Regions from separate parts of the Homo sapiens genome. Here region 2 is linked to region 1. Evidence: chromatin loops called from intact Hi-C (ENCODE). Cell type or tissue: psoas muscle. All regions are shown on one strand. Each heading gives the region's core, and the rest is flanking DNA. Links, peaks and the distances in the headings are about the cores only. Region 1 has its middle 130 kb from the start of ERCC6L2. Region 2 overlaps ERCC6L2-AS1 (ERCC6L2 antisense RNA 1).

Region 1 (2,929 bases), core at 176-2,675:
TGATGGCAGAGACATCAGGATTCACTGATAAGTCCAGTAAAATATGTGAGAGCCAGAAAAGGGTCACGCAGAAGGCCAAGGGTGTAGCTTGTACAGTTGGATGCTGGGGGTTGCTGTTTACTCAGATGGGGGAAGCTCTAGGAGGAGCAGGATTTTTTCGGGGGGGTTGGGGCAGAGGATCAAGAGTTCAGTGAGATCATATCATAGTCCTGTTGTAGTAGTGAGGGTTGGGTATTCTTTTTCCTATTCACCTAATTCAGCTCTGGTAGCTGCCTGGACCTATAATAAATGGCTAGGTATACTCGCTGACATGGAACCTAATGTCAGTGGTATGTTAGACAGACCAAGAGACTCAGACTAACCTAAGGGACATCACATGGGTTGCAATGGACAATGGTGTCAATAAAATTAAAAACAACAACTATTAAGCAACATTGCAGTAGGTTGGGTTCCCCCAGAAGCTGATTTTGAGACACAGGTTCATGTGCAAGAAGCTCATTTGTGAACTAATCTCAGGAACCACTAGCAGGAGAGGGGGTAAGTGAAGACTATGGGGAGAGGGCCGCCTACAGTCAACAGATCGCTGTTCAGGATATGGGGTTCAATCCTGCTGGGGACCTCTAGGAGACCGTACCAAATGTGCCTCTGAGTTGTCCTACCCAAGGTGAGGCTGTTGGGGTATTTATCCTCCAATTCCTCTTTATTATTGGCTGAGGAGATGATAAATGCCTGGCACTTCCACTTCCCAAGTGTGACCTCGGCATGTTTTTGTAGGTAGAGAAAGCTCTCCAGTAAAGTTGCAGGTGCCACTGGTGTCATTGAGAAGGGCAAGTGCCAGGGAGTTCATATTCCCAGTGAGACAGCAAAAGCATCTGATGGAACATGATAATCATGGAAGTGCAGACACCTGCCACCAGCACTCGCTTGTAATGCCCAGAGCCCTGGGGAAAGCTCGACTAATCCCCAGGCCTGTTTCAAACTACAGCCAAGGAGCTTTCTCAAGACCAGAGAAAGTTTTTGAAGGCCCAAGGCATGGTTTCCATATTTGGCCTCATTAAGTCAATTCAAGACCTTTTTATAACCAGAGCGAAAATGTTTTCATGTGATGTATTTCCTAAATTGCTATAAATATTTTTCACGTATGTAGCTTCAATATCGATTTTATTAGAAACAACATGGATTATCTTTTCATTGCTAATGAAAAGAGAAAACATCACTTCATTTACTGAGAACAGTGGCAAAATATTCTAAGATATTGATCAAAAGTTGGGCTGACTACCACTTGTGTTAGCCAGTAATAGAAGCTTCAAAAGGCAGCCCAGGGATAGGCTGAGTTCCATGAAATGAGAAGAGGATTTAGTAGGCAAAAAGTACCTGGATATGTAGATGCAGGTTCCATGGATAGCAAGGCTGACTTTCAGCTTCAACTTACAGGTAACCGAAAGACTGAATAGATCCCATTCCCTGATACTTCCTGATCTCTTTAGAAATGGTTCCAGTCCACCTACAATGAGATATAAGGGAAATAACAGTCAGGCTGTCCACCTAGAGGGGTGAACAAATAAATGCAAACCTCAGAATCACGTTAGTTATTGAGAAACACTCACACTCACACACCAGATGCTCTGAAGGCCAAATAAGTTGCTGTCTACCAAGTTCATGGGCTTAGCGCTAACTACAAGTTGCTTAGGTATTCTGTTAAATCACCTGGATCGTTTAAGGATTTTCATATTTTCGTAACCGTTAAGAGTGTATACAATGTACAGTGATTTAAAGAAAGCAGAACTGGCCAGGCATGGTGGCTCATGCCTGTAATCCCAGCACTTTGGGAGGCCGAGGCGGAAGGATCACCTGAGGTCAGGAGTTGAAGACCAGCCTGGCCAACATGGCAAAACCCCGTCTCTACTAAAAAATACAAAAATTAGCCAGACGTGGTGGCAGGTGCCTGTAATCCCAGCTACTCAGGAGGCTGAGGCACTTGAGTCACTTGAACCTGGGAGGCAGAAGTTACACTGAGCCAAGATCACACCACTGCACTCCAGCCTGGGTGACAGAGACAGACTGCCTCAGAAAAAACAAAAACAACAACAACAAAAAAGAAAATAGAACTCCCAGGTCCATGAAATCATGACGATTGTCACTAAAAATATATCCAATGTATGGAGGCAGGAAGATTTTGTCATCACACATCACAGAGGCCATAAGCCACTGACCTCGTTGCCTCCCTCTTCTGGCAGAGTATGCCTGGCCTTCAAAGGTTGAACACTTATTTTTCAATATTTATTAGCTTTTTAAATTTGTCTTTGAATTGCCCATTTACAGTTTTGCCCGTTTTCCTGTTAAAGCGTTTGTCTTTTTCATATTGATTTGTAAGAGCTGTTTAAATAATTGAGATTGAACATTTATCTGTTGCAACTATTGCAAATATTCCTTTAGTTTTTCATTTCTAAAACTTTATGTGGCATTTTATGACATGTAGAATTGTATACTTTTATGAAGTTATAGCCAAGGTCTTTATGATTTTTTTTCTTGACTTTTATGTGACTAGATGAATATCCACTGATATTTTTCTAATTCATTTAGGTTTTTATTTTAAGTAAAACTCTTCAGACCATCTGGGATGTATTTAGGCAGGGGGAAGGAAATGTAATATTTTTTTTCCCAAATTGTTAACCAGTAGTGTCAGCCATCAATTACTGAATAATCCTTCCTTACTGATTTGTTAACAAGGTGGAGAATTTTATTCCCCAAAATGCTCCATGAGTTTTCTGTTGAAGTGAGAAACAGATTTGCTTCCTAGCGGCTCTCATGTGCTTTTGCCCAGAGGGTGCTAGGGATGCTCGGGAGATGAGGTGGTTCTAGATGCTCTGGCCATCCTAGAGAGGTCTGGCATAGGGGCAAATGGAAACAGAAGTCCTAGGGGACAATT
Region 2 (2,929 bases), core at 172-2,671, 110 kb before region 1:
AGTTGCTGGAGAGGAAAGAAAGCTGAGTTCCTGGGGCCTGCTTTGAAGATGAAAGGAAGGCACCAGGAGATAAACTGGGCCAGAGATAGGTCTTGTGAGGCTTTGCAGTTAAAAAACCTGCAGATGGTTTTTGGATGGGATCAAATATCAGAAAGGCAGATAAGCCACAAACCCAAATTAGTTTCCAGTTAAGTTATTGCTCTCAGATACAAAACTCAATACAATACTTGGCATTTTGTTTCACATGCAAGCTTTTTCCTATCATTCTTTCAATAAACATTTACTAAATGTCTATTCTGCAGCAGGCACAGCTGTAGGTAAATTAGCCAGAAATCAATTGATTGAAAACCAGTCCTCTATAAGTCAACTTAGCAAAGCATCAATTTGCCTAAAAACAATTTGCTAAATTTACCCAATTTATCACAAGTATATTTTTAAGTATTATTCTTCTTGAATATTCTTCTTAAATGTAGTATTCATGGGAATATTTTTAGGACTATTCAAGTTGTAGCAAGTGAGGACGTAGGTGGTCTAGGGTTTTTCAGACATTTTTCCTAGTCTAGTTTTTTTGCTAAGTATTGGTTGATGGTTTGTCTCTAGGTTTGTTGTATTTGCAGTTCCTTCAGTCTGGACTGCCCTTCCTCAGATATTTTCATGTTCGCTTTCCAAATTGCCTGTCATTTTGTCAGACGTATCACTGGATCCAGCTAAAAGGTGAATTTTGAAAACACTAAAATGTTTCCTAAAGCAAATATTGTACAGAAATAGTCAAATCAGTCACAAATAAAAATTCAGCTTTCATTTTATCTTAAGAATTTAAAGGACCAACTTATCAATGGTAATCAATTTGTAATTAGTTTAATTTACAATCACTCTGAAACCCTCAAACATCACTTTTTCAGATATAGCTTGGATTAATTAAAAATTTCACACTTGTCTAGAGACTATTCTACTTCATGTTACTGCACATTCTAGAATTAGCATACAGATTTCTCTCACACTTGGTACACTAAATAATTTAGTTATTTTTATAAATTGCATTAATTTCTAGGTTTTTCTAAAATACATTATTACCCTAGAAGTAGATAACCAGATGTTTAAAGTTTCAGACTTTAACTGCCTATCAGTAGAAAAGAATATATTTAATTAAAAATCTCCAAAGAGATAATCCTAAGGAAAAAAAGACAGCATATTGGCAGGAAAAGAGTAATTTTGAGTGTAGTACACCACATTCTAAATGAAAAATTTTGGATGACTTACAAGAATCCAGAGAGATTGAATCTGAATGGTGTGATTCAGATGGTAAATATGTGCTATGCATTTACTAAGAAGTCATAAAGTACAGGAGAGAGGTCTCACTTAGAGGCACTTATATTTTATAAAATCAGAAAGACTTTAGTTTATTGAATAAGGTCAAGTCTTATTTACATGCAACGATAGAAAAGCCAACATAAGTGGCTATAACTAGGATCAAATATTTAAGATGCAGCTAAAGGACTTCAACTTACAGTTCATGACAAATACACAGGAGATGAACCAGCTATAGGACACTATGAAGAAATAAACATATTTGAGACATGATACAAAACAATGGTCCTGGATGCTTTAAAAATTCAATGCCAAAGAAAAGAAGATGTGTTGGGGCATGAGGGTGCTACTGAGAACACTGTTGCACTAAAAGAGATTAAAAGAAATACAGAAACAAAATGCAATATACAAACCTGGATTTAAAACAAAACCCAGCCATTCAACACATGCTTAAATATATATCTGAGGAACAAATGAGAAAATTTGTACATGATCTGGGTATAAGATAATATTATAATAATTGCTAATTTTCTTGGATGTGTTAGTAGTATTGTGATCATGTAGTGGAATGCCCTATTTTTAGGAGATGACCCTGAAATATTTAGGGAAGAATATCATGAAGTCTGTTGCTTATTTTGATATAGGTTCAGCAAACAACATACACACACAAGTGCACACACCCACTTATCTGGCAAAATGTTAACAATTGTTGAATCTAAATGGTAGGTGTCTAAGTGATATGAGTGTTCATTGTATTTTTCTTCTGAATTTTCTATATGTTAGAAAATGTTCATAATAAAACATTGGAAAAAATAAAAATTATTAAAGTTTTTGTAGTAAAAGACAGGTCCTTTTAGAATTTTGAAAAAAGGATCTTAAGGAATTATCTTTATTTAAGAAACAGAGCTAAACTTAAGAATAAGATAGCACTGTTTATAAAGAATGCCATTAGCCTATTCCTAAATAAAATGCCAGGCAAATAATGATAATTATTCTTAAGACATAGGCAATTGGCCTTACAATACCAATTATCTGTGTTTCTAACTATCCTGCATCCTCTCAGGGTAAATAAGGATGTTAATAGCTTACAGCACTATACCACTGTAAGCTCATAGAGGTCAGTATATTATAAATTATTTTCAGTGTTATAGGCATCCAACCTTTACACAAATGTCAGAAAGGAGGCAGATGAAATTCTGACTTAGTATAAAATCTAACAATCTTTGTAAGCAGAATGGTTGAATCAATATTTTTCCATTTAGCTAACATAGCACATGAATTAGTTGAATTTACCTGAGTAAGTGTGGAGCTCACTGAGATTGTGACTTGGCATCGCTGGAATATTGCAGTAAGTGCAAAATGCTTCCCAAAGGATGCTGCTTTTTCACAGCCGAGGCTGGAGAAACCAACTTAGTAGCAAATTGGTCTACCTGTTAAACAAGAAAATGAAACATGGAGCAGAAGAAATGTCTGTCAGTGTTATAGACTAGAGCTCCTGTAACAGCCAACCCCTTCTCAAGGTCCTAGATGATCCCAGTGGGCCTCAAAACCCACCATGGGTGATGTGCAGAGTGCCTCAGGGCAGTTAGGACTAGAAGACCTGGCATGCACGGCAGTCTAA

What was found. Peaks named below come from ENCODE experiments on the same cell type or tissue, not always from the same donor. Only the 100,000 strongest peaks of a DNase experiment are listed, where the experiment ranks them.
Region 2: it touches region 1 in a loop (2.3-fold over the local background); 2 of 110 quality-filtered maps call a loop at or near these places.

The regions. Positions count from the first base shown.
Region 1 is chr9:95,743,794-95,746,722 of GRCh38, reverse strand. No RefSeq gene overlaps it. Among named protein-coding and RNA genes, the nearest start is that of ERCC6L2, 130 kb to the left of the region's middle. In psoas muscle, for the core only: no CTCF peak of the experiment used is centred there; no DNase peak of the experiment used is centred there.
Region 2 is chr9:95,853,207-95,856,135 of GRCh38, reverse strand. All of the region lies in intron 1 of ERCC6L2-AS1 (ERCC6L2 antisense RNA 1), which reads left to right. LOC124902221 (a long non-coding RNA gene) reads right to left here. Exons shown (of 3, transcript XR_007061680.1): 3 at 2,350-2,738. Among named protein-coding and RNA genes, the nearest start is that of ERCC6L2, 21 kb to the left of the region's middle. In psoas muscle, for the core only: no CTCF peak of the experiment used is centred there; no DNase peak of the experiment used is centred there.